Linked DNA regions of Homo sapiens: region 2 is linked to region 1. A link is an interaction called in ENCODE POLR2A ChIA-PET data of the cell type or tissue named here. Cell type or tissue: PC-9. All regions are shown on one strand. Each heading gives the region's core, and the rest is flanking DNA. Links, peaks and the distances in the headings are about the cores only.

The links. Peaks named below come from ENCODE experiments on the same cell type or tissue, not always from the same donor. Only the 100,000 strongest peaks of a DNase experiment are listed, where the experiment ranks them.
Region 2: POLR2A ChIA-PET joins it to region 1 with 6 read pairs; 1 of 35 experiments calls an interaction of 5 or more read pairs at or near these places.

What each region holds. Positions count from the first base shown.
Region 1 is chr15:71,330,282-71,346,533 of GRCh38, reverse strand. All of the region lies in intron 6 of THSD4 (thrombospondin type 1 domain containing 4), which reads right to left. It also overlaps the pseudogene RPL17P39. Among named protein-coding and RNA genes, the nearest start is that of THSD4-AS1, 150 kb to the right of the region's middle. In PC-9, for the core only: no CTCF peak of the experiment used is centred there; DNase peaks (open chromatin) are centred at 9,003 and 9,643; H3K4me3 peaks cover 636 bases; H3K27ac peaks cover 2,500 bases.
Region 2 is chr15:69,650,983-69,667,234 of GRCh38, reverse strand. The region is part of intron 1 of PCAT29 (prostate cancer associated transcript 29); the gene reads right to left. Among named protein-coding and RNA genes, the nearest start is that of PCAT29, 67 kb to the right of the region's middle. RefSeq lists enhancers at 759-808, 839-888, 329-943, 1,560-2,175. In PC-9, for the core only: no CTCF peak of the experiment used is centred there; no DNase peak of the experiment used is centred there.

The DNA.
Region 1 (16,252 bases), core at 8,322-10,821:
AAGAGTGATGGAGATGTGTCAAAAAAGACACTGAAGCCAGGCCAAAGTGGCTCTCACTAGCCAAATACGGGGCAATTAGAGCTTCAAAGCAAATAATAATGGTAACAGGTCAAAACCCATTGAGTAGAAGGGAAATCCATGTGTCCATGCTGACACCAATAAATGGCTGAATAAAGGAGCAAATGGACAAGCTGTATCACCTAACAGGATACAATAAGAATACCCCATCACTTCTGTTATTTTCCTGCCAAAAATTCATCGACTGAATCTAATCATGAGGAAACACTGCACAAACCCAAACTGAGGGCCATGCTACCTAATAATGGTCTATATTCTTCAAACATGTCAAGATCATGTCACGAAAGTCAACAAGAGAATAAGAAATACTTCCAGGCTGAAGGAGACCAGAGATGCGACAACTAAATACAGCGTGTGATTCTGAATCAGATACTTCCACTCTAAGGACATTATTGGGACACTCAGGACAACTGGTGAAACTTGAATGTTTGGGGACTGGGTGGTAGCAATATATCAATATGAATGTCCTGATTCTGATGGTTGCTTTGTGGTTATGTATGAGAATTTTTTTGTTTACAGGAAACCTGGGGGAGTGGCAATGTATCACATTGGCAACTTACTCTCAAGTAAGTCCGAAAACAAAAGAACTCTTCGTACAGGGCTTTAACTACCATATAAGTTTGAGACTGTTTCAAAGTAAAATAATTAAAAAAAAAACAAAACACCCAAAGAATTATGTTCACTTATTCTGGCGAAGGCACTCTAACGGAATGTCTTTAGGGGCATCTTAGAAAGATGTTCTTCTCTAGCAACAACTGCCTAAAGGAAAAGTGCTTCCTTTCCACCTGACATAGACATTCACCCATCAAAGCTGAGGCCTGGACCTGTCACAATTATTTTGCAAATAGGGAAAAGCCACTAAAAACTCAGAGAAGCCACCCCAGAGATCTGCCATTGTTGAGCTGCTAAATTAGCAAGCCCTCAGACTGGCTACCTCCAGATTTCTCGTTATGTGTGATTTATTACCAAATCCAATTGGTTTAAGTTAAAAAAAATCTTAATTTGCTTTCAGACGGCACCAGCTCCGTTTGAAGAAAGGGCCAATCACAGAGGTCAGCACTCTCCTCTCACAGGCAGCCCGGGGTGCCTTTGGCCCTACCTTGCCCCTGTATCAGACTCCCTCCTACATACCCTCTGGCCCAGGATGGGAGCTGCTGGCACTTGAAAAGCCCTTTCTATCTGGCAGGCCACAAGTATACAACTCCTCCTTATTCACAATCAATCCTTCCCTTTGCCCCCTACCCACCCCCCCAACCCCCCGCCACTTGCATACTGAAACAGAACAAAAACATACCATACAGAAATGAGAAATCACATATATAATTACAGCCAATATCACAGACCCAGGCTACACTAAGAAAGGATCAAGGATAAAGATGAAGAACTCTGAGAACAGTTTCCTTTTGGACTTTGTCTCCCGATTTTCTCTGTGACTCTTTCGCCCCCTCTAACCCACACACTGCTTGCTACCCATCTCCCACATGACCACTCACATACTCAGAATTCTTGGCTCACTTTTCTGTCATCATATCTAAAGGGCATCTCCCACCTTGGCAGATCTCACGATCTGGACCTGAGACACAGACATGGAGAGTACACCATTTTCAAAATCCTTCCCACGGCCCCAAAGATGCTGGCAGGCAAAGGCCACATTTGTTGAGTAGACCTTGTACATCCGTGGAAGTAGGCACAAGAAATCTTTGTGAATGCTCATGATACAATTTGGTGCTTCTACATTTCTTTTTCTGATTATGAAAGAATGCCCCTACCCGGAGCCCAGAGAAATTTTCACCCAATTTATTATTTTTCCTAAATTAGCATGTTTGGCATGAAACAAAGATATGCTTACGGCACAGTGCTGAGTACTGTGGAGGACATAAAGGATAAAGGATGTGAGGTCTGTGGAACAGGCACCCAGCCAGCCCCCTGCATGTATGCTCCCTGAGGCGTGAAACATGTTTGAAGAGGTCGTCAATGCTCCATAAGGTGGAAGTGGTGAGCTGAATGGTGCCCTCCCTTCTCCCAAATATGCCCAAGTCCTGACCCTGGAATCTGCACATATCACCTTATTTGGAAATAGAATCTTCACAGATGTTATTAAGAATCCTGGCTGGGCTGGGCACAGTGGCTCACGCCTGTAATCCCAGTACTTTGGGGGGCCGAGGCGGGTGGATCACGAGGTCAGGAGATCGAGACCATACTGACTAACACGGTGAAACCCCGTCTCTATTAAAAATACAAAAACAAAATTTAGTCGGGCGTGGTGGCGGGCACCTGTAGTCCCAGCTACTCGGGAGGCTGAGGCAGGAGAATGGCGTGAACCTGGGAGGCGGAGCTTGCAGTGAGCAGAGATCGCGCCACTGCACTCCAGCCTGGGCGACAGAGCGAGACTCTGTCTCAAAAAAAAAAAAAAAAAAGAATCCTGGCTGGGTGCAGTGGCTCACGCCTGTAACCCCCACCCCCACCCCACCCCCATCACTTTGGGAGGGTGAGGTGGGCTGATTGCTTGAGCCCAGGAGTTTAAGACCAGCCCAGGCGACACGGTGAGACCCAGTCTCTACACAAAATACAAAAAGTTAGCTGGGTGTGGTGGTGCATGCCTGTAGTTCCAGCTGCTCAGGACGCTGAGGTAGGACGATCATCTGAGCCTGGGAGGCTGAGGCTGCAGTGAGCCATTTTGCGGCTGCACTCCAACCTGGGTAACAGAGCAACACCCTATCTCAAAAAAAAAAAAAAAAAATCCTGAGATGAGATTATCCTAGATTTAGGATGGCCCTAAATCCAGTGACAGGTGTCCTTATAAGAGAAAGCACAGGGATTTTCAGTCACAGAAACACACAGAGCAGAAGGTCACTTGAAGACAAAGACAGAGGCTTGAGCAATGTGCCTAAAAGTCAAGGAAGGCCAGTGATTGCTGGGTGCCACCAAAAGCTGGAAGAGGAAAGTGAGGATTCACCCTCAGAGACTCCAGACGAAGCCAACCCTGATGACACCTTGACTTTGGACTTTTCCCCTCTGAGATGGTTAGAAAATAATTTTTGTTGTTTTAAACCACTAACTTTACAGTCATCTGTCATGGCATACCCTGGAAACTAATACAGCGGGCAAGGCAGGCTATTTATTATTTATCAATCAATCAGTAGAGACAGGGTCTATCTAATCTATCTAATTCATCTAACATATCCATCTATCTCTCTTTATATCTAATATATCCATCTATCTACCTACCTACCTACTAGAGATAGGGTCTCGCTATATTATGCAGGCTGGTCTTGAACTTCTGGCCTTAAGAGAGCCTCCACCTCTGCCTCCCAAAATGTTGGGATTACAGGCATGAGCCACTGGCTTAGTCAAGGCAGATCATTTAGGGGTGGACTTTGTTTGTCCAGAGAAGAAATAATTTTCCCTCCCAGCTCTGATAATACATGCCCAGTAAGCACAAAGGCTCTGGCATATGGGTAAAATGGAACCTTTTAGCATATGGCAAAGGCTGTCTCTTAAGACCCTTCTATATGCAAGATGGGCCAGTCGGGAGGAAGAGAACAGAAAAACTCGAGCACAAACGGAACTCAAAGACCTTCTGAAGCTCAACACTTGTGGACTGTCTCTGAGGATCTGGGTGTGCCTGGCACACACAGCCTCAAAAGAGAATTTGCCACAAGAAAGAAGACATCTAGTTGGTATCCAAGGACCCCCATCAGCTGCTGTGGGGTGGGGAGGGCCGCTTCAGGCACCGTCCATGGCTGAGGTGGGATCCCCTCCAACACGGCTGCCTGGAGAACAAGGACGAACATGTCAGAGTAGCCAAAGTGGCTGTAGCCACGGAATGTCCCCAAGGGCCACTGTGCAGCCACTGCAGGGTCTGCGCCTGCCAGGGCACACCAGGGCAGGGGCAGAAGTTGGGGGTGGGCAGGGGGAAGGCAAGGAAACCCGGAGTGAAAGCTATTAACCTGCATGGCGATCAGCTCAAGGTGGGGGTCAGAGAAGGGAGGGACTCCCATGCTGAGACTGCACCCCTGTTGTTTCTTCTCTCCTGTTTTCAGGCTGTCCTCTGACTTCAGGATCTCCAAGTGCCTGCAGGCAGAGGACCAAGAGTGCAAGCCCAGCACAAGCCCCCATTTCTTTCTTCTACGCATCATGTGCACCGTGAGTACTGTGCACTCCCCGTGGCAGTCTCTGTAACACAAACTCTCTCTGTTCCAGGTTCCCAAAGCGTATTTTAAAACCTCATCAGCTATGTTATTTTTAAACTCCAGGAAATAAATGGGATTTAGTAGATGTTATTAAATAACACCTACTGTCCCCCACCTTTTTTTTTTATGAAGAAGCGTTTCAGTCAATCAAAGGATGTATCAGTTTCTGCATCTGCATGTCCACCCATCAATCCACTTATTCTACCCCTCCCCATCTCCTGTTACAGACAGCTGTGACTATCCTCATCTACTGTTAACAAGAGTTAATCCTCTGTGGTAGGATATGGAGTAATTTTTTACTGTCTTCTTGGCTTTCAATTGGATTGTTTGAATACTTTATGTTGAACACAAGCTACTTTTAGAAAAAAAAATCGTTAGAGCATTAAGGTCATTATTCTAGATGAAATATAATAAAAACCTAGTAGGTGGAAATAAACCAAATGAAAGGAAAGGAAGGAAGGAAGAAAAGAGGGTTGTGAGGGAGGTAGGAGAAAAAAGGAAGAAAAGGGAGAGAGCTCTTTTCCTAAGCAGCCTGAGGTAATCTGTGAAAATGGTTCGCTATTCACTTGACCCGGAGAACCCCACGAAATCAGGCAAATCAAGAGGTTCCAATCTTCGTGTTCACTTTAAGAACACTCGTGAAACTGCTCAGGCCATCAAGGGTATGCATATACGAAAAGCCACGAAGTATCTGAAAGATGTCACTTTACAGAAACAGTGTGTACCATTCCGACATTACAACGGTGGAGTTGGCAGGTGTGCGCAGGCCAAGCAGTGGGGCTGGACACAAGGTCGGTGGCCCAAAAAGAGTGCTGAATTCTTGCTGCACATGCTTAAAAACGCAGAGAGTAATGCTGAACTTAAGGGTTTAGATGTAGATTCTCTGGTCATTGAGCATATCCAAGTGAACAAAGCACCTAAGATGCACCGCCGGACCTACAGAGCTCATGGTCGGATTAACCCATACATGAGCTCTCCCTGCCACATTGAGATGATCCTTACGGAAAAGGAACAGATTGTTCCTAAACCAGAAGAGGAGGTTGCCCAGAAGAAAAAGATATCCCAGAAGAAACTGAAGAAACAAAAACTTATGGCACGGGAGTAAATTCAGCATTAAAATAAATGTAATTAAAAGGAAAAAAAAAAGGGAGAGAGAGGGAAGACAGAAGAGACAATAGAAAAGAAAAGGCAAGGCAACAAAAGAAAAAAGAAATGGGAGAGAGAGGAAATGCAAGACACTGGGAAACAATGGGGAGACCATTACCTGCACATCTACCCCAGGAACTGTAGGGACCAGTGTAGACCCTCCCAACCCGTTTTCATAAGTGAACTCCCAGGGAAAGCTTATGAAAATAATCTCTGGGGCTGGGCACGGTGGCTCACGCCTGTAATCCTAGGACTTTGGGAGGCAGAGGTGGGTGGACCACCTGAGCTCAAGAGTTCAAGACTACCCTGGTCAACATGACGAAACTCTGTCTCTACTAAAAATATTAGCCAGGTGTGGTGGTGGGCACCTGTAATCTCAGCTACTCAGGAGGTTGAGGCAGGAGAATTGCTTGAACCCAGCAGGCAGAGGTTGCAGCAAGCAGAGATTGCACCATTGCACTCCAGGCTGGGTGACAGAGTAAAACTGTGTCGCAAAAAAAAAAAAAAAAAAAAGTCTCTGGATGCTCATTAAGGCCCAAACATGGACCTACAAAAGACAGCCTAGGAAGTGGAAGGCAGTCACAGCAAGGAAGCTCCAGAGGGTGCGCAAGCTCCCAGCACAGCGGAAAATGGGTCACACGGCCTGGCTCTTCCAGCTCATCCCTCATGGATTTGGTTTCAGGGTCCAGAGCCTTAAAGCTACAGGGTGGATGGCATTTTGGAAGCACCGGGTCTAAGCTCCCATTCAGAGTTCCAGGACTTCTACCATATTCTGGTCTTTAAAGTGACCTTCAGCAAGTCCTTCAACCTCTCTGAGCCTTGGGTTCCTCATCTATGAAATGGGGACGAGAGACCCATCCTGGCAAGATGTGAAGCCAAGGCATATGCCAAGGAGCAGGTGTACCCGCACACTGCCTCAGCAAGCACACGGTCCAGTCAGGGAGACACACAGTACAAAGCCAACCTGCAAACATCTACTGATTAAGTGTTAAGGTCCAAATGCAATAATGAAGCCTAGAAATTCGGATCAACATCAAGAATAACTAAGACTTGGCCAGGTGCAGTGGCTCATGTCTGTACTCCCAACTCTTTGGGAGGGCAAGGTGGGCGGATCACCTGAGGTCAGGAGTTCAAGACCAGCCTGGACAACATGACGAAAGCCTGTCTCTACTAAAAATACAAAAATTAGCCGGGCATGGTGGCACGCGACTGTAATTTCAGCTACTTGGGAGGCTGAGGCAGGAGAATTCCTTGAACCCAGGAGGCAGAGGTTGCAGTGAGCGGAGATCGCGCCACTGCACTCTAGCCTGGGTGACAGAGTAAGACTCCATCTCAAAAAAAAAAAAGTTAAAACTTACTGAGCACTTATCTGCTTTACACATATTTACCATTTAATCCTCATAACATCCCTATGAGGTAGTTACTTTTATTATTCCAATTTTAGAGATTAGGAAACTGAGGCACAGGGCAATTAAGAACTTATCTCAAGTTATGACAGAGAAGTTCCTACCATACTAGGTAGTGCTGGGATTTTAATGCAGGCAACCCATCTCTTAAACACTACACCCCATACCTGATCGATAATAGATAATGTACGGCTCTCATTTTTAATGAGGTTATATTGTTAGAGAGTGACAAGGCAAGTAAAAAAATATAAAGTAATGCACTGTGATCAGCTTCATGGGACATTTGTGCAAAGTACAGAGGTGACGGTTGGGGGAGGGGATAATTAAATATCTGAGAGGGTCGGCAAAGATTTCCTGAGTCATTAAACTTGGGGGTTTGGAAGGATGAGTAGGAGTATTTCTGGATTAAAAAAATCAATAAAAGGGAGGCTCAGGCAGAAGTAACAGTTTGGGTAGACAGAGACAAAAAATACAAAAAACTCAGCATAGAACACTGAAAAAGTTTAATGGAGATAAAACATACTAAGAATGCTAAAATGCTATGAAGAACCCAGAGGGAGTTCTTAAGTGATATCTTAAGGGCAGAACACAAAGCTAACAAAAAGATCTCAGGGTAGGTGAGGTCAGGACAAAATGTCCTGAGAAGAGGCGAGGCCGCAGAGATGGCCAGTGGCTGGAGCAAGACACAGTGTGATGTCCTGCAAGGAGCCTGCTTTTAACTCGTAAACACTGGTCACTCAGGCACCTGTTTCTATAGAAACAGAGGTGACCTTTAGGACAGACAGGTCTTCACTGACAGCCCCAGAACTCCAACTCTGGTTTCCAGACAATGGCCAGACCCTGACCTCAGTTCTGGCTACATTAAACTGGAGATTTCAGTCTTTCATAGGTCCACTCGGTTGGGTAGAGTTGGAAGGTCTTTTCTCCCTTGTCCCATTTCCCCCTTCTCTTACCTCCCACCAAGTGTCTGTTGCTGCAAGAGGCCAGTTAAGGGTGTCTTTTCCTTCTAATAATCTCAGTGTTTGGGCACAGATTAACCAAGCCCAAACAACAGAACTAACTCAAAAACAAAAGCTAAGCTCCAGCCCTGATGCAGTGAATACACGTGTTTGTAACTCCTCTGTCAACTACCTCCTAACCTCCTGCCTGTCTCTAAAGACACCATAAAAGGAGAAATCAGAGCCGAAAGAACCTCACTGCAGAGTAGATCAGTGTATTAATTTATAACAGTTCACATACTCTCGGCATTACCTCATGGCCCAATTCTAGGATCCACGCGCGAGTATGAACTGGAGCAATGTGAACCTCCCTGATATCTATAAGTGTTCAGACTCCGGTCCAAAGAGTGTTTATCATGCTACATGAAGCAGACCCCTTGCTTTCAGATCTTCCTGTCCTACTGCTGAGTGTTCGGAAAGAAGCTCAGAGTGGGGCGGGGGGTGGGGGTACCTAAGCCATCACCTGGAGAATCCTCCCATTTCATGGGATACCAAGACTGTAGGATTGGCTCAAGGTCACACAGCTAATTAGGGAAACTCCAGGATTCAAAGCTCAAACTTCTGATTCTTCAGTGTTTGAAACCATATTTTGAACCCAGTTCTTAGAGAAAAATAAGCAGATAAGATTTTGGGGCATTGATGGGGGAACAGTTTAATGATAGAACAGGGAAGAAAAATATGAGCACAATTCTTTTCTAGGTACAACAAGGCATTTTACATACATTTTTCCAGTTAATCCTCATAATCCTTCCAGGAACTTATCAGCTCCACCAGTTTACACAGGGAAGCGGCTGAGGCTGGAAGGACCAGAAAGTTGCCCACAGTCATTAGTAAATGAGAGCCCCATTTGACCTTCGAATTGCCCATTTCTGCCTACATCACATTGCATGCAGAAATCACTTTCCTAACCTTTACTCAAGCCTGCTGGGAACGTCTCCGGTGGGCTCAGCCTCTACTAGGTTCACCTGGGGTATGCAAAGGCCCTCCTCAAGTGTTCAGGCAGAGCCTCATCTTCCAGCCTGGCTGAGGGGCCCTCTCTCCCAGGGCCCAAGTTCTTGAGAACCTCCCAGAGCCCAGTAAGAATTTGCATAATTAATGACCTGCGGGCCAGAATGTCCAAGCCTCTCTCACCCCATCCCTGACTGGGAAACCTTTTAGCTATTTATCAGGCCAGACCTGTTTATCCAGTTTCCATTTGGGACAACTTTTCACATGTTAACTAGCTGATCCTTGTTAAGCTAGGGTTTGGCTCACAAGGCAAGTATTTGCGGTTTTTCTCCTGGGCTGAAACACTGAGTAAGGAGCATCAAGCCCTCCAGGGGCAGGTTTCCTCCCACTGCCTCAGGCTCTGCCCACTTTTCACTCCTGGCTCCCACAAGGGCATTGGGCCTGGCTCTACCCTCGGTCCCCCTGGACTGGAATGCAACCACATGCTGTATGTCCAGGTGGGGCCACTCTAGACCCTACCACTGGCCTGGCTGCTGCAGCCACTACCACCCCTTACAGTTCTTGGGTTGGAAAATGACCACTTCATGTTTTCAGTGTTGTACCCAACTAAGACACATCCACATGCACAGACTTCCTCTGCCTAGCCCAGGACCAAGGCGGTCACTACATCATTACAGTCCTTCTCTTTCCTCCTTGCCTCCCACTTCTCTCCAAAACAAAGCACATGCATGCACGCACACACTCCCTCTCCCCTCTCTCTCTGATTTAGCCCAAGGATTGGAAGGCCCTCAAGTAAACTGTGCCTTGCAAAAACTGCCCTTTGCCACCCTAAGGCATGTACTAAAATGTGATCAAAGTTACCTTCAGTTGACATGAAGGAACAGCATTTTCCACCGGTGAAAGTGTGAAAGTCTAGCTCGTTTTAACAGGTTTGACAGGTTTGTATGTCATTCTTAGACTCTCTCCTACTTCTTACAGAAAAATTAGATTGGGGTTAAATCCATTTACTGCTTCAGACACTGTATCCAAATTGCCAAATAAGGGAAAATAAGTTGTAAATTAAAATGATACTTTAAGGAACAGAAATGATAAATTTTTAGATTTGGGTTTGGAAAGCACCTCTTACAGAAATATAACACTTTATGTCTCTTAAAAAGTCTAATTCAGTGATTTGAACATGTGGTACTTCAAAACAAACTCAGATATGGTTCCACGTGGAATATAGTTCATGACCAGTGATAACTCCAAACATTCTGGATACTGATCTTCAACTTTAAGAAAAACAATCACACTCAAATTACTTTTTTCCCTTAACAGTTAAAATGATAAAGTATAAAATTCCTTGCTTTAAATATTGCTAATTAGAAATTTTAACTTTTCTATAACTTGAATTTGAATCTCTTCTGTTTAAATGACAACTGAATTTCAGATTTAACAAAATATTATGAACTCATAATAAAGGGTATTAATGTATTTGTTATCTACCACTTCCTTCCCTGTATCTTTGGGCCCTCACCACTCAGACCAAGGTTGTAACATTTTTATTCTAGAAGTTGAAAAACACTGCCCTAAATCCCTTGATTAAAAACATTCTAGAAGCTTGAGCATTTTGTGGGGAGAGGGAGACAGTGTGTGAACATGCCTCACATGTGCTGGCTGAGCAGGGGATGGCCTCCATCACTTTATTTCCTCTTCCTAATGGATTGCAATGCGAAAGGCCATCCACCGAGGTGATCTCTCCCCAATGATTGAGATTCTTTTTTTCATTGACTGTGTTCTGCTGCAGTCCAGCCCCTCAGGTTTGGCCTTCCACATCATTCCCCGACAACCCACCCCCATGCCCTTCTCCAAGAAGGATGACCTCAAGTGTGAAATAATCTCCAGCATCTGTTTGGGGCTTTGATTTTGTGGGTTTATTTTACACATCCTAATTCTGCAGGAAACTCCCTGCAGATGTGGAGAAGCCCTCAGTTACTGACCCCTTGTTAAAAGAAACAGCCAGAAACCAGAAACATGACCAGGAAGATAAACAGCTGTTGAGGTCTCAGCTGCTCTCCAGAGTGGCATCATCTTCGGAAATAAGCCTTGCATTCATCTTCACCGAGGAAATTGGGCCTTGAAGTTCATTTAGTTAGAGATGGTAAAAGCATGGCACACATACCTCCCACCCTTCTCTCGCACCCGTGACAGACATCACTCATCAATCATTATATCCTTTTTCTCTGGGTCTGAAATCAGCCCCAGAATTCTCCTCAAAAAGGGGTCCAGACAAACTCTGTGAAACCATATTAAATATATTTGTCATTCTAGAAGTCTAGGTTCTAAGGGATAAAGATTCTGAAAAGAAAAATTAAATAAAATCTGTGCATTTTTGTTGGGAGGGGTTGGGGAGAGGTTAGGGGGTACTTGGTTCAAGTCCTAAACAGAGTAGGAAATTCTGTTTCCTTGAAATACCATCTCAAAGCCCACAATACTGATTTAAGAAAAGAGCCCTCAACTAAAAGCAGAAGAAGTTGCTGGGGCTGACAAGTATTTGCATTTCCTGAACGTGAGCTGTGTTCCAGGCACTGCTCTAAGCACCTCACATGTATTGTCTCATGTAATTAACAGAAGATGATTCTGATGCTAACATGACCCAGGATTCAAGACTCATTTCTCAGATCCAACATGTTTCACAGATGAGTGCAGCACAAGTCACACAAGACAGCTGCCTGCCAAGAGTGCGCTCACCCTCCCCAGACCTGAGCTCCATTAATTCTGCTCAGGAAGGAGGGCCTTTTTCAAATCCAGCACAGCCCTGGCCCATCTGCTCCAGTGTGTCACTTAGCCATAGTCTGTTTCTGAATGTGCAGCTTCAAAAAGAAGCAGATTTTGTAACGGATTCCCCCTTTGTCCCAGATAGACAGCACAACCTCCATGAAAGATGTGCATCTTCCTTCTTCCAGTGAAGAAGTTCTGCTGACAGTTCTGAGCACTATGAGGGCCACAGGTCTATCCTGCAACAAACATATCAGGCTAAGGGCTTACTTTCAAAGAACTAGAGAGAGGGAGGCTGGTTTGTTTCTTCTCCTAGGCTTGGGTCAGACACTGGCAAACTGACTCATTTGCCTTGATGGGCTGGCATTTGGCCGCAGCCTTGGTCAATGCCAATTTCAGCGTTATTTGGCCCTTGGGGATTGTCCATGGGTCCTGGGTGACAGCCATGCACCAACTGCCCCCAGAGCTGGGGAATGAGAAAATGACATGAACAATGATAAAAATAAAAATGAGAGCTACTGACTGTATTGGATGTTTAGTAAGCACTCAGAAAATGTACCAAAGGCTTCATATACACTCTCATGCTGAATCCCCAAATTCTTCTGTGACCTGTTCATCTAGAAAGCTGCCGATGTCCACCTCTTAGAGAAATGGTTCTGTGGTAGTCGAGTGTCGGTTTCAAAGCTAGGATTTTGAAGAAGTCCTTTAACTCTGTTTCCCCATTTGTGAGAAGAGATTACCCTTATGTTTCATGTTATGCATCATGAAGAAAAATGATCCACAAAAATATGCCTTGGCTATTCTGCAGAAAAGAACAAAGTAAGTTCTCAGTTTATGACTGTTATGGTTGCTGATATACTGCTCTGGCTTCCGGTTTGCTGGGTGTATCTTATCACACTGTCCTCCATATGTGAATCCTAAACCTTAAAAACAATGTTTCTTTAGATACTTTCATCAACTCAACTCGAAACTAAAACAACAGGCTGGGAGGCAGTGAGTTTCTTGAGGGCAGAGGTTGTGTCTTACTCATCTCTGAATTCCACATATTTGGCTTAAAAGAAACAGGCAAAAATGTTATTTGAGGATAAAGACCAGAGGGAGGTTGAGAAAGGGAAGAAAGAAGCCACAACCTTCTGTAGCATTATCTTGTCAACGAAAGTTCATATATTTTCAATAAGCATCTACTAAGCCCCGTAAGAGAAAAAGGTTTGTTGTCTGCTTGGTACTACCTTAAACATTGGGTGTTTGATGCAGACGCTGCCTTTACTGAGTGGGAAATAGCCTTGAGTAAAGTGTGAAGCAAGACTTCAATAAGTCCTTAACGACAGTCACAACCATTTGTACCCTCAGTCTGGCCGATTTTTGGAAAAATAAAAAATGCCCATGCTGATGCCATGGGAATGTCCCCTAAGATCACTGCCTTTCTGCACTCTATCAGTTGCCAGCCACTCAAATCTCCAAAATTATAGATGCCAGAATGACAAGGCTCTTGGCCAAGAAAAAAAACAAAGGTTCAGCCAAATTAGAGTATGTTGAGGGTGAGAAAGCTAAAGTCTAAGAGGCCCACATATCAGAAATGGGAAACTAGAATAGACATCTGTTTGGAATCTCCATGGGCAATTCTCTATGACCACAGTGAGCTTAACAACTGCAAGGACAGTAACAAGGGGGCTTTAGGTTGACTCTGCCACTCCCCACTTCCCCCATAAATGCCTGCTCTGAAAGCCAAAACTCAGAATGCCCCTCCCAAGACCCTTTCAGCCTAGAGACTCCAGAGAAAGGAAGCTCACACTCTTGGGCTGAGCTGCTAATGCCTGCAATGCACCTGCTTTTCTAGCCACAAGTGGCTCTTTATGCCCCCACCTCGTGGGCAGCAAAAAGGGAAGATGTCCTTCTCACCTAAGCATCCCAGCCTCCCCATAGGAACAGCACTATTAGGGAGGCCTAAAAGGGGGGAATACCCAAATGGAGTCTAGGTGAGCTAGACCAGATACCAAGCTTAAAGGCAGAGGTGTCCGATCTTCCCTGGGCCACACTGGAATAAGAATTGTCTGGGGCCACACATAAAATACACTAACACTAACAATAGCTGATGAACTAAAAAAAAAAAAAAAATGTAAAAAAATCTCAATGTTTTAAGAAAGTTTACAAATTTACATTCCGTCTTGAGCCACATGTGGCCCACAAGACACGGGTTGGACAAGCTTGTTTAAAGGGCTCAGCTTGCAGTTAATGAATTCATCACTCAAATATTTGGCGAGTACTCTCTGCATATCAGGCATAATTCTAGGTATGGCAAAAGAGAGAGAGAGACGTCTGCTGTCAGGTTGAATGGTCCCTATCTTAAGCCTGTGACAGCAATCGGGCCATAAAATGTTAACATCACAAGACTTCAACCGGGGTTCAAATCCGAGGCATGCTGCAGTCTAACTTTGTGACCTTGGGTACCTGACTTCCCTGTTAAGGGAAGGATTAAATTAAGGGGCAAATTTGAAGGCCAGGAGCAGAGTCCTTTTCTCCTTCTAGGATTCCTGATTCCATGTCTAGTTTACTCCTTCTGCATTTTACAGCCAAGAATATACACACAGACACGTACCCATGTACACACATACATCATCCTTTAAGTAAGACTTACCATACATTCATCTCTTATCCTTATAGCCGTCTGGCAGTGTAGGTATTTGTGGTACCCATGAGAATCAATGCTCTTCGCAGACCTCCAACTACAGGCAATGAAATTGACCAACGGCTCCAGCTGCTGTGCTCTGAAATCCATCACTGTAGCTGTGTGGGCACCAGACTGCACTTCTCATGGGCTGATTCCAGAGGCAATAGCGGAACCCAGCAGGGGTACTGAGACAAACCTATTCCTGGGAGACATGGGACTCCTCTGACAGCTGAGTTTGGCTGCAGGACTCCCTGATGGCATTGTGGACCCTCCTTGGCAATCTAGGACCCTTCCCTACAACTGCCCCTTCTTCTTTCCTTCAGTAGAGATCAGACTTGCATTGCTATCTGACCATTCTCCTAACCTGTTTCTTTTAATAAAATCCTTGAATGTACAGTCCTGTCTTGATGTCTGCTTCCTGGAAGATGCTGACAAACAGAATTTTATCATGTCTGTATTACAGATGAAAAAGCTGAAGTTCAAGGGACAAGTAGGCAGTCCAATGTCACGGGGTGGGGAGGGGGGGGCAAGGAATGCATTGTAATTCAATATTAGCTATTTGTGAATCAAAATGCCACAGAGGCCTCCCATTCCCTCCACAAAAAGTCCTGGAGATGGGCCCTGAGGTGTTCCCTGTGAAGCAGTATGCCTTTCTCCATTTCCCTAGGTCCTACAACTCATTAGTGGTGGGCCAAGAGCAAAGCCTAGGTTTTCAGCATCTAAATCAGGGGTTCCTCCTCCCGGCCCACCATGCTCTGGGGGCCAGACTGCAGAGCAATCCCAGCTAGAGTGAAGCTCTGCAGCTCACCCCGCCCCATGGTGCCTGTGGAGCCACAGCAGGTTTTTGCATTTAGTAAGTGTGTTTGGAGACAATCATTTCATAAAAGTTAATCTGTTCTGGGCTGGAGCCAGCTGAGACTGATAACTCCAAGTCTCCCCAAATGAGAACTTCAAATGCAAAGTCACATTTCTTCCCAGTGATCTTGGCCGCCTGAGACCTGACTACCTTCAGAGGAAACCAGGCATTCATGTATCCACATCCAAATTTTCTTGGCCTATCCCAGTTGGAGATTTCAGAGCTGCTTCTTCAATGCCAGAAGAAGTACGAGGAAGGGCAGCCGCCCCTCTGTCACCATCACAAGCCAAACACACTCCATCTGTACCTAGGTGGCTGGGGAGACGCCCAAACAGCACCTCAGGAAAACTAATCAACACTGTCCAAATGGCTGCAGCAGAAAACTAGAAGGGGAGACAAACAGCTTTGCCAGCCAAAGGCCACTGAGAGGAGCGCAGGAGAAATGAGCTCAACGCTCTGTCTACACCCGGGAGCCACACAGGTGGGAGAGCAAATTAGCACAGCCTCCCTCCTTCCTCGACAAGGCCAGATCGCCAGTGGCACCCGGTAAACGGGTTAGTGTCCATGTCACTCAAACCTCTGCTCTGTGTGTAGACTGGTGTCTGTTTTATTTGAAATTACTTACCAACCTAGTCGCTCTCTTACTCTTGGCAACCAACAGAGCGATGGACTGGTGACAGCAGCAGCAGAGGCAGAGAGAGAAAGTGAGAAAAAAATGAGTGGGTTTATATGACAGTATTGTACATCAGAAGGAACAAAGCATAGGACTGTTCTCTTCACCTGGGTCCTGGAAGAATTGAGAGGGGCAGGAAGGAAAGCGCTAACAGTTATTGAGGGGTTTACTGCATGCCAGACACTGCTAATGGATTTACATGCCTTATGTCATCTAATCCTCATAGTAACTATAGAAAGCTGATACTATTGTTATTACTTCCATTTTACAGAAGAAGAAACTGAAGTTCAGAATGGCGAAGCAACTTCCCCAAGGCTTCCCAACGAATCACAATCCTGGCCTGGATTTTAGCAGAGTTAGTGTAATTTGAGAGCATCCTCTACTGACGATGATACACAATTCCCCATGTTTGTTGAATACCTACCGTGTGCTGCGTGTTTTAATTAATGACAACTGCATGCCATTCTTAGAATAGCTTTAGAAAGTACATGTCATACCCATTTCTGAGGAGTGGGGACTGAGACTCAAA
Region 2 (16,252 bases), core at 9,252-11,751, 1.7 Mb after region 1:
CTGCCCACTGAGAAGCCCGAGGGTGAATGAGCAGTCGGATGAGCACCGAGCTGGGAACCAAGGGGCCTGGGTGCCAGCCCTGGCTTTGGAATTGGTTGTTGTGAGACCCTGAGCAAGTCCCTAGGCCTCTCTCTACTTCCTTTACATACTTCCCCAGCACGTAAAATGGGGAAGTGGGAAGAGTTTGTGGCTCCCACGACTAGTTGCATATCAAAGCAAAACAAAACAGATTCTTGGACTGCATCCCCAGAGATTCTGATTCTATATGTTAGAGATGAGGCCTGGGAGTCTAATTTTAAAGCATACCCCTAAACCCCACCCAACCTGGTGATTCAGTGCAACCAGTCTACCGAGGCGCGGTTAGAGAGTTCCTGGCTATATGCTTCCACGCGGTTTCCAATCATCTCCAGGACTTATTGACCTCCTCCAAAATGCCCTCCTGGATTTACCCAGCCCTCCCTGCCACGTCTAACCCTCCTCACTTCTGGCCTTGCATCCCTGCCCATACTCTCCTACAGCTCCTTAAAAGCATTTAGTCATTTGTGCCTGTGTGTGCACGTGTGTGTGTGTGTGTGTGTGTGTGTGTTCTACGTGAGCTACATGAGCAAGACGAACCTCCCACACAGCACAGAGGAAGTTGCTCAGCACTGGAGCCAGCTAGCCCCACATTTGGAACTGGACTCTGCTGTGCAAAGTTGGGTGACCCTAGGGAAGAGCCCCAGCCTCCCTGGGCCTCCGTTTCCACATCCCTTAGAGGGCCTAGCCAGACCCTGCCTCACAGGGCCACACACGAGACTCCACTAAGGTGGTGTACAAAGACTTGCGGTGGGGCCTGGGGAGGGGTGTCAGTGGCCAGGAAAGCAAGCCGGGTGAATGGTGGACCCTCCCAGAGGGATGTGTGCTACCCTGGGAGGTCTGGACTCCTTCCTCCCAGTGTGTGCCTTTAGGCAGATGGCTGCCAGCGTAGGTCCTCAATAAAGAATGGGTCCACCCCAGTATCATTCGAGGTCCCCACAGGAAACAGAATTCCCCCCAGGTGGCTCAAATGAAGAGACACAGATGGAGGGGCTTGTGACTGAGTTAGGCAGGGTTAAGGAAATCCAAAAGGGATGGGGAGACTCCTGGACTAGAACAGCTGACAGCTGTCCGCAGCCCGCATCTACAGGGCAGGGCAGGATGTCATGGCCAGAGACCAGCAGGAGTGGGGGCCGTGGAGGAGGGGCCGCCCCACAGGAGCGCAGTCACAGAGGGAGGCAGCTCTTCCGAGACACACGTCCCAGAGGGAGAAGCAGAGGAGAAATAGCCCAGCCCCTCTCTCCTCCCACTGTTGCTTCTCATTCTGGTATCTCCCGCTGGCCAAGCCCAGGCAGTGGTCAGAGGCATGGGCAGCCCTTAGAGGTCCCCTCCTGGGGCACAGAGCAGAGCAGAGAAGCAGAGACAGTTTGCTGGCAGGTTGCTGGGAATAGCAGGGCAAACAAACAAGCAGCTCCTCGGGCAGCCTCTGCTGTCTGGGCATGGGAGGTGGGGCCTGGCTTATCAACCAGAAGACAGGTTTGAGCCTCACCACTGCCACAGACACAAAGGGCGACATCAGGAAGTCGCTTCTCTCCAGGTCTCTGTTTCCTCATCCTTAAACCATAAGGGTTAAACTCTGTCCCGAGCCACCTCTTCCAGGCCTGACCTGCACTTCTCCTCACCTGCCTTTTCAAGAGAGGAGAGAGCCCTGCTGGACAGGAAAATGGGCTTGGAGAGGAGGGAAGCGTAGCAAATGGAAAATTAATTCTGGGCGGTAAAGAGCAGAGGCTGTTGTTTGTGATGTATAACTTACTCTTTGTGTCAAACTGTGTACTGTGTATATCAGTGGGATGGCAAGAAAACCGAGATCTATTACTTAGAGTTTAATCTGTTCTCCGTGTTGGAGAAGAGAGAGGGAGGGGGAAAGAAGACTACAACTTTAATCACAGGCCCGACTCAATGTGTCAAGCTGCTCTCGGGTGTGTTAGTAAAATGATGTCGGATCACAGGCTTCCCAGACAGCGCTGCACGCTGCGGCTTTATCTGCCGAGCTGTAAATTAGCACACCTACTTTACGCTCTTCAGGTAAAACCAGTAATTTAGCTGAAAAATACACACACGCACACATGCACACAGAGCATGTTGGGGAGGGCTCAGGAGAGGGGGCTGCCCCCCTTGAGCAAGAAATAGCTAAAAATGAGCAAACCGGGATGAAAATGACACCACGGCTGCGCCTCCTGTCATTAGCGCCTGGGCTCCTGGTGCCAGCCCCACAGCCAGCCCACCTTCCTTTCTACCTGCCTCAGTGCCTCCCCTACCCCTACCACCCCTTTTTGCCATGAACCGTAAATTACATGCTGACACCTTTAATTTGTGCAAAGTATGCCTGGCTGCGCCTGGCACCAGCAGCCGGCTGCTATAATAAGGTCAATCTATATTCATTGTCGCAGCACTTGATGTGCCAGATAACACAGGGAGGCAGCGCGGTGGTGGCTTCTCCGGGCTGGGGGGTGAGGTGGGGGTGCTCACTGCCTCTCATCGCGGCCTGGCACCAGTTGGCTCATCACTTATGCATGGCATGAGCAATGTTATGATTTAGCTAATCACCATCAGTTATTCATCCGATGGCTGCCTAGAGACGACAGTAGCACACGCCTGCCTGCCCAAGCCAGAGAGGGAGGCCCCTGTCCACTCGATGCCACAGAAAGACCACCCAGGGGGTCTGACTGTCCTTTCTGGGGAGTGGCCCCAGAAAGGGAATAGCCCAGGATTATAGACTCCTGGGCTTGAGGAGGAGAAGCTGCTGAGGGTGCCCTGTGGGCAGGCAGGGTCACTGATGTGATGTTTCTGGATCCTAGGGCCCAGCCAGGAATGGGCATCTCACTGATATGTCACACGGCAGGAGCCCAGGCTTTGAAGTCACAGAGTTCTGGGTTCTAATCCCCACTCTTCCACTTCCAAGTCGTGAGAGCTTAGTCAAGTCACTTAACCTTTCTGGGCTGCAGTTTGTCAACAGCATAACAGGGAAACAACTCCATTCCTGGCAGGAAGAGTGTACAGATGCAAAATATGGAATGCGTCTGACATAGTAGGCACTCAGTCAATGGCAGCTGCCAGTATCACAGCCCTAGGGCATCTATCACATGCTTGATTGAGTGAATGTCTGCTTTCAGTGGGGAATACAGATTCAAAAGGCTCATAAGGAATGGGGCTGGGACCAACAGGTGAGCCCATTTGACACAATACCCCCTGGCATGAGGTTATGTTGAGACAGGTCTCAGCTTCTGACGTGTTTGAGTAAGAGGAGACCAAGAAGCATCGAATCCATGGCTGAGGAAGGCCAGAGGCAGGCACGAACCAAGTTCTCAGCCTTCAGCAGGCTGGAGGCAAAAAATGAAGCTTAGTGGCCCCAGCTTATAGAGCTGAAGGGACTTGGAGATTGTTCAGCACAGCCCTTCATGCTAGAGATTGGGCAACAGAGGCAGAGAGGGTATTGGCTGGTCCAAGGTGGTCCAGCCAGTAAGGGGCAGGGCTGGAGTCCTGGCCTGGGCTTCTGACTTCATAGCTCTTCCTGCTGCTCTACAAGACAGGCCCAAAGAGGGGCAGAGGGCCATCAGACTTTGAGGGGATGCCCTTGGGATTATCTGAGTCTTCTCTCTTCCTGGATGCCCAGTCAGGAGTGCACAACATATGCTCCTAGCTCTGTCCACAGCCCTGTAGGCAGTGGGAGGGATGGGTCAAACCCTCAGCCTTCAGTGGGTCCTCAGCTTCCTTAGCTGCACAATGGACGCAAGAGCATCTGCTCCTAGGAGCTAATGAGAAGATTAAGTGAGACCGCCTGGGCAGACCAGGTGAACAGTCTTTTCCCTTCCAGCCAACGAGCTTAGAGTCTAAAGAAGGTAGTCAGGCTGACAGCAGCCTAAGAGGTTACCTAAATCTAGCTGTGCAAAAGCAGCCAAGTTGAACAGTTAATTCTGCAGCCTGAAAACAGACTCAGCAAACACCTCACTGTCCCAGCAACATGCCGACTCTTCCACTACCACACCTTTGTCCACTCTATTCCCCGCCCCAGGAAAGCCCTGCCTATCCTCACAGATCCCCATATCCAGCTCATCCGCCCAGGTCCTGCTCAGATCCGCTTCCTCCAGGAAGCCTCTTCTCTCTCCTGGGCATCAGTGATGCCCTCCCCTACCTGCAGCCCCCACCCCTTCCTGACTGAACGTGGGGCTCCCTCTCTAACCACAAGTGATTAGGCCCCACATTCGAAGCACTGGGTGAGTGATCCATTATTTTAGAGCTAAGCAGCCTTAGGCCTCTCTAGGTCTGTACTGCTGAGCCGCAAAATGGACAGGCAAAGGTGGCATGGTGTATTCTTGGTGGCCCCAGGCATCACATTCCTGAGCAAACTTTCCAGCAATGTTTGGGCTCTGCAGGGAACATAAAGGCTAGGCCAGTGGGCATCTCTATGGAAACTGGCCTGAATTTCCCCCATCTCTCTGGCATTTGTTTAAAGAAATGCAAATGTTCTCACCAACCTGGGCTTGTGCCCTGAGGTGTCTTCTCGTTGCAAGAAGGTAATGTCCCTGTCCCACCTCTGCCCAGCCCCTCTCTGCTCCTGCCCCCAAGGCCAGCCCAGGGCTGGTGGTTTTGTGCATCTTCCCATGTAACACAATTACCCACACACCTGTGCTGCGGGCACCTGCCAAGCCACAGCATGGTGTCCAGTGCTCAGTTGCCCTCGAAATGTGTTTCGTCTCTTATCTGCAAAACTTGGACAGCGTGGAGGGCGGGGCCTCCCACCACAAGTGAGGCCATCAGCCTCCTACTACCAACTGGTGGGTTTGCCTGGCTGGGCACTCCATGCCCATCAGCCCAGGCACAGCTAGAAAGCTCCTGCAAGTCCAGGGCTGAGCCCATACCCCTCATTCCGTAGCATCCTATCACCCACTCAAAAGTGACCATGACACCATTCTGCTTCTGAGGAACTTGAAACCACACAGATGTGGAATCTAAGCCTCCCACAGAAACTGAGACCTCCAGCCTCCAGGAACAGCACCCTCTCTCGGTGCTGGGGACTCAGACCCTGTCATTACAAGCAAGCCCATACCCTCAGCCTCTGTTTTGAACTCTCCCTAACTGACACCTGGCTGCCCCCAACACACCAGTTCCCCCTGTTTCCTCTCCCACGCCCCCACAGACCCTGGGATTGCCTTTTCCAAAACATTTGCCCTCCCTTTCCCTTTCTAAGTGCCATCCTCTCTGAATCCATGTCCATACACTCTACCTGTCACCACTGCCCCACCGGGTTGCACCTCACATTCATCACAGACTTAACTGACACATCTGCCCTGTCTTCCTCCCCACCCTCATCCTATCATCAGTTTTGGTGACTTCAACATCCACTTTGCAGATCCACCCAACACTGGTGCCTCTCTCTTCCTCTACCAGGTCGGTCCAACCATTTGTCACCCTCCTCCCCACCTACTCCCACGGGCATCACATCTTGTACCATCATGAACACGGCACCATCCACACAATCTCCACTTCAAACATCCCACCGGGAGACCACCTGTCATCCTTCCAGATGACAAGTGATCCCTCCGCCTCGCCAAGCCCTCCCACCCCTCACCCTCCTCTGTCACCACCATCAGCCCTCTGCCATCACATCCATCTTTCATCTTCTTTTCTCCCCTTACTTCTTCATACTTAAAGACCATGCTCAACCTGGGTTAAATCCAACTACCCACCTACTCAATGCCTGCACCCACACAGCAAAATAAAGGTAGAGAAAAAACAGACTGGCTTCCTCTAAATTCATAGCCTGAAATCTCAATTGGGCCCTGGTGTTGTTCCACAGCACTGCTACCGTTGTCTTGCACGTTCCCATTCTCCAGAGCAACTGTCTCAGCCTTTCTCCTCTCCCCACACCCCTCACTACCCCCAGCCTCACTTGCCTCATGCTTTGCTCAGGAAATAGCATAAATCAGAAAAGTCATCTTCCCATCGTGAAACCTGGCAGCCTCCCTCCTGCTCCTGTGGATGAAGGCCACTGCTCTGCCCAAGGCCATTCCCTCCATGTGGGTTTTGGATCCCACTTCTGTTATCTGAACCGTAGATACCTCCTCCTTCTGCACATCGCTTCCTCTTTCTCCATTAGGTCATCCACAACAGGCTGCTCTAGGATCTCCTGTGATAAACAAACAGCTCCATTGGGCTCCACTTCTCTCTCCAGCTTCCATCTCAATGTTCTGCTCCCCTTCACTGCAAAAAGTGTTTAAAAAATCGTCTGCACCTCCTGCCTCCACTTTCTTAGTGGGCATTCTGTCCCCATGGCTTAGCTGACTCAGCATTCATCATGTCACCACCGACCCCTAAGTGTCCAGTTCACTTTCTTTTCCTTTCACTTGAACTTTCAGCAGTGATTGATTCAGGACCTCTTCCCACTTCCTATAATGCTTTATACTTGGCCTCCACTGCTCCCTCTCCTGGGTTTCTTCCTACTCCCTGTCTGCTCCTTCTCAGTCTATTCAGCCAACTCTGCCACATGTCCCAGTCTCTATGTGCAGGATAATCTCAGGGGGAACCCCCCGGCCTCTTTCTTTTCTTCTTTCCCAATGGTCCCAAGATAACTTCATCCCATCCAATTGCATCAAATACCAGGTCTCCGTCATTGACTCCACGCCTCCATCTCCAGTCCTGGCTGCTCCTTGGAACTCCCAGGGTGTGTATTCAACTGCAGGAGAATGACTAGGAGCCATCTCAAAATTAATGCATATGGCTAAAACCAAACTCTTAGCTTTTGCTGCAAACTTGCTCCTCCTCCCTGCTCCCTAGACTTCCCACCTCTGTCAATGACATCACCACCCACTCAGGTGCTTAAGCAAAATATCCCAGAGTTAGCTCGAATTCCCCTCTTCATCCCGCACACCCAAGCTATCAGCAAGTCCCTGACCATCCCACCCCCAACACACATCCCAGTCTGTCCACATTCCTCCTTCTCCCCATGGCCACCCCAATCTGGGCCAGCACTGCCTCACTGCTGAACTAAAGTCTGTCTCCTGGGCATCAGTGATGCCCTCCCCTACCTGCAGCCCCCACCCCTTCCTGACCGAACGTGGGGCTCCCTCTCTAACCACAAGTGATTAGGCCCCACATTAGAAGCACTGGGTGAGTGAGCCATTATTTTAGAGCTAAGCAGCCTTAGGCCTTTCCGGGTCTGTATTGCTCATCTGCAGAATGGACAGGCAAAGGTGGCGTGGTGTGCTCTTGGTGGCCCCAGGCATCACATTCCTGGGCAAAGTTTCCAGCAATGTTTGGGCTCTGAAGGGACCATAAGGGCCAGGCCAATGGGCATCTCTGTGGAAACTGGTGCCTCTAGGCTGAAGGAGGGTGGACCCCCCAGGCCAGGCCCTTGCCTTCACTCTTGCCCTCCCAATGCACTCACCGTGAGTCAGCCAGGGTCAGCTTTGTACAGTGGAAATCAGGCCATGCCACTTCCCTGCTTAAAACCCTCCAGTGGCTTTCACCACCTTTTGAATGGAATGGAAACTTCTCATCCCACACAGGGCCCCCAGCGCCTACTCCTTTCCTGCTCCACCATCCACATTGTGGCTTCTTCCCTCCTGCTCACAGGGCAGCATTCCAGACAGGCAGGCTGGGAAGGGAAAAGGGCAAAATGGGGCCTGCCGGGGAGTTTATCCTTTTTCATCACAATAGTAATAACTTTTCTGGGATCCCCATCTAGGAGACATCTGCTTATAGCTCACTGGTGAGACCACATCACATGGACACCCATAGCTTTAGGAGAATTTGGGAAACAGAGTTTGTTTGTTCGTTCATTTTAGAGATGGGGTCTCTCTCTGTTGCCCAGGTTGGAGTGCAGTGGCACAATCATAGCTCACTGCAGTCTTGAACTCCTGGACTCAATCGATCCTCCTGCCTCAGCCTTCTCAGTAGCTGGGACTAGACGCATTCACCAACACACCTGGCTAATTGTTTTAAATTTTTCATAGAGACAGGGTCTCGCTATGTTGCCCAGGCTGGTCTCAAACCCCTGGTCTCAAGCAGTTCTCTTGCTTGGCCTCCCAAAGCTCTGGAATATGTGTTTTTTTTTTTCTTTAAGAGCTGCCTGTTGCTGCCCTAAATAAAAGTGGAGTCACCTAGTAAGGCAGAAATGGAGAATACAGTGACTGGTCCACCAGTGCCACCCAGACAGACTGAAAGTTCCATGAGGTGGGGCTGTGCCTTCTCTTCTGGGACAGGGTCAGATTTTGGAATCCTGTGTTCAGTAAATAGCTACTGAGGAGCTTTTCCTTGCCAAACCCCTTGCATGGCCCAGCATTAAAGAGATGAACCAGACATCTTTCTTTCCCTGTAGAGGCTCACTAAGGCTGGGAGAGAGGCTGCCCAGCAAACTGTGGCATGTCAGGCTCCGCATAGGTGGACACAGAAGGAGCCCTAAAGGCACAGAAATGCATCCTGCATCCTCCCAGATCCATGCATCCTTCTTGAGAGAGAGGAGGCAGCTCCACAGAGAGGGGCCTTGACGTGTAAGCAGGAAACAGAGAAGGCAGAAGGAGCAATATGGTGATGAGGGCGGCATGGCCCAAGGCTGGAGATACGCACACGCACGCCCTGTTCGGCAACTCATGAGCAGTGGGGCAGAGTTGCAGTCTAAGAGGAGGAGAGGCGAGGAGGGGAGGGCAGCTCAGGTAGGAAAGAAGAAAACCTAACTGTGAAGGGCCTCAGAAGTCACACCAAGAAGTTGACATTTTACTGTAGCAGTCATCAAAGAGTTGTCAGCTGAAGGGCAATAAGATCAGATTTGTGAGCTTTTTTGTTTTGCTTTGTTTTGTTTTGTTTTTGAGGCAGGGTCTCGCTGTGTCACCCAAGCTGGAATGCAGTGTCACAATCACAGCTCACTGCAACCTCAGCCTCCCGGGCTCAAGCAATCCTCCCACCTCAGCCTCCCAAGCAGCTAGGACTACAGGCACATGCCACCATGCCCAGCTAAATTTTTTCTATTTTTTGTAAAGATGGGGTCTCACTATGTTGCCCAGGCTGGCAGATTTGGGTTTTAGAAAGGACATTCTGGCAGCAGTGGGTGAAGTGGGTCAAGAGATGGAGGCAGGGAGATCACGTAGGAGGACATTAAAGCAATCCTGGTGAGAAATCAAGAAGGCCTGAATTAATGGAGAGGGAGAAGAGATGGATCCTGAAGGCAGAGTGAGAGAGTACAGAACCACCAGGAAAGATCAGGCACTGGCCTTTCCCTCTCCTTGGAGCTCTGCCCCCACCCCCGAGTCCTACCCCTTCTATGCTCCTGTGTCACCAGGTTCTTTTTCGTTATGCAACGGACCAGACTGAGTGGTGCTACATTTTTTGGGTGACTATCTCCCTCCCCTCCGGCTGTGAGGCCAGAGCATGTCTGATTTCTCATCACTGCACCCAGTTCCAGTTCCAGTACCCTCCCATCATTGCTGATGGGTAGTAGAAACACAGTGCACGTTCACAGGAAGGATGGACCATGCAATGGTGATGATGCGGCAGGAGAAGGGGTAAATGCCATTCTCAGAGCTCAGATTGTATCCTACAAGGGCCAGGAAGACACAGGGAGTTTTAAGTATAGAGGGGACATGGTCAGCCCTGTGTTTGAGATTAATCCATCTGGCAGCTGTGGAAGATGTATTTGAATAGGGCAAGACTAGAGAGAGGGGGACCAGTCCACAGCTAGTTCTAACACTGCAGGCTAGGGAGGATGGGACCTGAATTTGGAATGAGGAAAAGGAATAGAAAAGAGGGATCAGCCTGAAAAGTAGCAAGGAGGTGGGACTGGTGAGGTCTGAAGATAAACTGGAAGACGGTCAATTGGTTGGTGGCTTAGGCAACTGGGTCTGTGATGTCATTTGCTGAGATTGGGCAGTGGGTCAGGGGGAGGTGCCAAAATGAGCTCCACTTGGGACATGTTGAGGCTAAGATAACTGTGGAGCATTCTAGAGAGAAATGCAATAGGCTGGATATGTGAGACTGAAGGTCAGGATGGAGCCTAACACCAGAGGTAGAGATTTGGAAGTCATCGGCTCCAAGAGGCAGTGACTACAGTGACATGGAAGACCGGGAGTCACCAGGAAAGGCAGTGTCAAGAGAGAAAAATAGCAACTCAAGGAGACAGCTATTAAAAGTGCCTACCTTTGAGGGTCTGCAAAGGGAAAGGACCCTTCGAAGGGACAGAGGAGAAAAGGAAACAGGGGGAAACCAGGACAGAGTGGTGGTGTCCCAGGTGCCGGTGAAGAAGTTCAGGAAGGATGAATAGTCAACAGGGTCAAAATCAGTAGCAAGTAAGAGACCTAAAGTTCTCTGCTGGATTTGGCAACATGAAGGTCACTGGTGACCTTTGCCAAAACAGTTTCCATGGTGCTGGGGGTGGAGTCATGTTGCTTCAGGCTGAAGAATATGTCAGGAGTAAGAAAGTAGAGGCAGCTTAGTTAGTTAATGGCTTTGTTACAACTGATATTCCATCTTCTTCCAAAAAAGAGCAATTGCCCAACTGTAAAATATACATTACAATGATCACAGAACCTAGAACAGTGCCAGGCATACAGTGCTACCCGATACAGGTTAGGTATATTTGCTTCTTTTTTTTTTTTTTTTTGACAGTTTTCTCTCTCCCCCAGGCTGGAGAGCAGTGTGTGATCTTGGCTCACTGCAATCTCCGTCTCCCCGGTTCAAGTGATTCTTCTGCCTCAGCCTCCCAAGTAGCAGGGATTACAGGCGCCCACCACCGCACCCAACTAATTTTTGTAGTTTTAGTAGAGACGGGGTTTCACCATCTTGGCCAGGCTGGTCTCGAACTCCTGATCTCATGATACACCTGCCTCAGCCTCCCAAAGTGCTGGGATAACAAGTGTGAGCCACCGCACCTGGCCAGGTATATTTGCTTCTTATATTAATAGGCATACATCCAATAAAGCTGTTAAAACAGAAAATTAAAAACCATGTACAGATACAGACCCAAAAGAATTCGAAGTCGGGATTTGAACACCCATATTCCCAGCAGAATTATTCACAATAGCCAAGAGGTGAAAGTAACCCAGATGTCTATTGATGGATCAATGGATAAAGAAAATGTGGTATATACATACAATGAAATATTATTTAGCCTTTCAAAGGAAAGGAGGGGCCAGGCGCGGTGGCTCATGCCTGTAATCCCAGCACTTTGGGAGGCCAAGGTGGGTGGATCACTTGAAGTCAGGAATTTGAGACCAGCCTGGCCAACTCCTGACCATGGTGAAACCCCATCTCTACTAAAAATACAAAAAATAAATTAGCCAAGAGTGGTGGCGCGTGCCTGTATTCCCAGCTACTCAGGTGGCTGAGGCAGGAGAATCGCTCAAGCCCGGGGGTGGGCAGGAGGCTGCAGTGAGCTGAGATCACATCACTGCACTCCAACCTTGGCGACAGAGTGAGACTGTCATAAATAAATAAATACATACATACATACATACATACATACATACCTACATACATACATAAAAGGAAGGGAATTCTGGCACATGCTACAACATGGTGAACCTTAAGGATGTTATGCTAAGTGTAATTAGCCAGTCACAAAAGGACAAACACCGTAGGGTCCCATGTACAGAGGTGCCTAGAGAAGCCAAATTCACAGAGACAGAAAGTAGAATGGTGATTGTCAGGGGTTGAGGGGAGAAGGTAATGGGAAATCATTGTTTAATGGGTATAGGGTTTCAGTTTGGGAAGATTTTAAAAAACGTTCTGAAGATGGATGGTGGTGACGCTGCACAGCAATATAAATGCATTTAATATTGCTGAACTATATACTTAAAATAGTTTTTAAAAAGTTTTATGCTATGCATATTTTACCACAATAAAAAATAGACATATACAAAGAAAAAGAAAAATATATATTACAACGTGGGCTAATACAATTGCTAGGATGGAGCACTTCATTTTGTCTGAGCTTTCTGGTAACCAGGCTATGAAGAGAAATGTTTGAGTCTGGATCTTTAATAAAAGAAAAAATATTGCAGATGGATGGTGGTGATGGCTGCACAGCAATATGAATGCATTTAATGTTGCTGAACTGTACACTTAAAAATAGTTTAAAAAAAAAATAAGTTTTAGGCCAGGCACATGGCTCACGCCTGTAATCCTAGCACTTTGGGAGGCAGAGGCAGGTGAATCACCTGAAGTCAGGAGTTTGAGACCAACCTGGCCAACATGGTGAAACCCCATCTCTACTAAAAATACAAAAATTAGCCGAGAGTGGCAGGCACCTGTAATCCCAGCTACTTGGGAGGTTGAGGCAGGAGAATCCCTTGAACCCGGGAGGCGGAGGTCGCAGTGAGCCGAGATCGTGCCATTGCACTCCAGCTTGGCAACAGAGCGAGACTCCGTCTCAAAAAAAATAAAATAAAATAAATAAGTTTTATGCTATGCATATTTTACCACAATAAAAAATTGACATGTACAAAGAAAAAGAAAAATATATATTACAATGTGGGCTAATACAATTGCTAGAATGGAGCACTTCATTTTGTCTGAGCTTTCTGGTAATCAAGCTATGAAGGGAAATGTTTGAGTCTGGATGTTTACTAAAAGGAAAAATATTGCTGTTTCCAGAGATCTCAGTGTCCAGCCTACCCCCAACCCTGGCCAGGACTCAATTATAGCAGGCATTTGCCTTAGTGATCCTTATACAAGAGGCATTGGATAGCATGCAGGACAATGCAAAAATCAACAGTAGTCTCACAGAATGCAAAGGCACATTCATGACAACCATTTGTGGTGGTGGTTCTGGAAGAAATGTGAGAGAAAATCAGTGAAACCTAACTTGAGAGCCTTTCTGGCGGGAAGGAAGTTAATGAGGGCTCGAGATGAAGATTTCCAGGAAGGAATTTGGAATTCCCAAAACACATATTCACTTAGTGGTGCCTGTAGGGTTTCCCAAGAGAGGTGTCCTACAGATTGGGTTAAAGATGAGGATCCAGATGTCATCAGTACAGAGATGGTCACTGTAGCCAGAGGTGAGAATGCACTGTCCAGGGAGAGTGCAGAGCCCCAGGGGGGCTGCTTCATAGACACCCCCATTTCCCAGGGCCCACTCAAGGACTGCAGAGCAGGCAGTAGCTGGGTATTTTTAGTGGCCATGCAGGAGTGAGAACTCACATCCTCTGACTCGCTGTCAAGTGTACTGGCCATTGTCCTGGGCACTTCTCTGTTCAGGAGAAAGAACACGATGCTGGTCATCAGGAGGCCTGGTGGGAATCTCATGGACACCACCTCTAGCTTTGTGGCTTTGGATAAGTTATACAGTCTCTTGCAAACTCAGGTTCTTCATCTATGGATGGTAATAACAATTTAACAGTTCCTTCCCTGCTCTCCTTACAAGCTTATTGGGAGCAGAAGGGTGGCTTGAGAGGACTTTAGTCTGTGCTCACCTCCTGTCTCCCTTACAATTTCAAACATATATCAGTCCAAGTGCAAACACTGGGCTCACTGTATAAGAGCTGCTCCAGAAAGTCCCCAGCCTCCTTTCCTATTCACTGACCTCAGATCCACTAGTGGATATTCTCAACCTGCCCCTTGTTGGGAGATCAACTATCATGAGCCCTGTGATAGCAGAATGCCACCTTCAAACTGCTGACACACATGGGCGATTGTCATTCTGTGTCTCAGAGTCTGTTCCAGCTCTCAGGGCAGCAGGGATGCCTTTTGCCAAGCCAGGAAGCTTGGGAGAATGTTGTCTACAGTTCAAACATGCTGCATTTGATGAACCTATGGGCATTTCAGTTGAAGAGACCTGGGTGGTGGTTTCACATAGAGGCCTGAAATCCCCAGTAGGTCTAGGAAAGAGAAATTTGATAAGCATCAATATAGAGGTGGAAGTGGAAGTCATCAGTGGGACCCTTTCCAAAGAAGTTTGGAACTAAAAGTGCAAATGACTTTAATAATGAGATAGCTATTGGGCATCAAGAAGGAGCTGGGGGAAAATTCAGACTTAGAGTTTTCTATGAAAGCTAGAATTGGCACCACACCCAGTCACCCAAGCCTGGCCTGGGTTGCACCCTCACCACGCGTGGCTCAGGGTGCTTGGCATAGGAGAGTCTGCAGAGAGCAGCCTTGCATTAGGTTGGAGTGACTTGCTGGCCAGACTCTTTCAGACACATTGTCTCTTAAAACCTCAGCCTGGATGGCTATGCTCAGCAATCATGTGTTTAAAAAGCAATAAGACTAAATGCTTTCCCGTTTCCCCTTTGAGAGACCATGTATGATAAATGATAGGCAATTTCATGGTTGGAGTTTCAATTTCCGAAAATATTAGTGCTATTCCCCAAGCTCCACTTCAGAGATAAATTCTTTTTGGCAGCCTCCTCCGTTGTCTCCTAATTCCCTGATTCTGAATATATTTGGAGGTTTGGTGCAAATTTCATCAGCTCAGTCCCAGCATCTACCTGTCTGGTCTGCTTTGGAAAGGGTGTCACCCACCTTCTACTCTTTCAGGTTCTTTTTATATTTGTTACAAGTCCATGGTTATTTATTAGGTACCTCCTATGTGCTCCCACCTCCATGCTAAGTATTATGGTGGATGTAGGGAGCTATAATCAATCATTCAATCAACAAACATTTGTCATGCATCCAGACCCTTCAAGCTCAAAACCACAATTCTACAGAGCCTCTCTAATACTTCCTGCTTGCTTCACACTGTCTCCATTTCACAATGGGGAGAACTGATTTCAGAGCTAACCTAGTAACATCAGGGTGGACTAGAGTGATCAGTGGCAAGGTAGGAGAGGGTGAACATTGCGTGGACACCTACAATAGGTCAGGTGCTGGACTGAGTGCTTGCCAACCCTCTGCACAGGAGTCTAAGCTATTTATCTTCACAAAACTCAAGGTAGGTGTTATTATGACCATTTTACGGATGTGGGAACTGAGGCTTAGAAAGGCTAAGCAGCCTCCCCAGGGATTCCCATTCCACTGGACAACACTGCCTCTTCTGATGTCCTGATGGCAGCAGGCTGGATGGTGTCCCAACAGTCATTTCCAAACCATGCAAGTGTCCTTCTTTGAAAACATCAAAGCACCAGTCAACCACAGAAAGAGAAAAACCTACCTTTGCACCTTGATCTCCCATTACTTTGTACTCTCTGCCTGCCCCAGCCCCAGGCTCCTGCTTAAGTTTCCCATGCTAAAGTCCTCAGAGCATCACCCACACTCCAGGGCCCATTCCCTGCTTCCTCTCATGCCATTGCCTTCTCTTCCTAACCAAGCACGCCCCATCATAGGTCAGTGAAGACCCCGATGTCAATCTCTCCTCTCTCCCCATTCACTCACCCTTTAGAGGGGTCATCTCAGGCCCAGGATGATGTTTCTTTCTCTCATAATCGCATGGCTCCCTTGAAGAAGACTGAGCACAAAGCAGGTATTCCAAAAAGCTTGAGGAAAGTACCGGGGTGAAATGTGCTGGAGTGAGACTAAATGAGATGAAGTCAATGAGAATCGAGCAAACAGTGTGGACTGGGGCAGGATGTGATGGAATAGAAGCAAGAAGAATAGTATGGTACAGATAGAAAGAAGTAGGACGAAAAAAGCAAACTAGAATGGAACAGAATAGGAGAGGATGGAACAGACGAAGCGAGTAGAACCAGACTGGAACAGGCTGGAATAGAATAGAACAAGATGGGACAGAATAAAACAGGACAGAGTAGACTAGACCAGGTCAGAACAGAATGGAACAGGACAGAATAGACTAGAACAGGATGCAGCAGAATAGAATAGGATTCAGCAGACCAGCACAGGGCAGAATAGTTGCAAACAGGTCTGAACAGAATAGAGTGCAATAGGATAACAGGGCTGGAGCCAAATGGTACATAACTGGATGAAATGAAATTCACTTCATTCATTCAACAAATGTTTGTCAGGTGCTACTCTGCACTAGGTAAGGAAAACAGAATAGTCCCTGCCCTCGTAGAACACACTGTCTTGTAAAAGGAACCAAAAAGACATAAGTAATTATTAACACATGTATAGTTAAAAACTATGAGTGTCTGTGGAAGAATAAACAGATTGCCATGATCACAAATAATAGGATGAAAGAAATAATATGATAACAAGGAAGTCAGGAAACTCCAACCTAAAGGATAGGGAGGAGCCAAAGACACTTGAAGGCACTTTGGGAGGCCGAGGCGGGAGGATCACAAGGTCAGGAGATCGA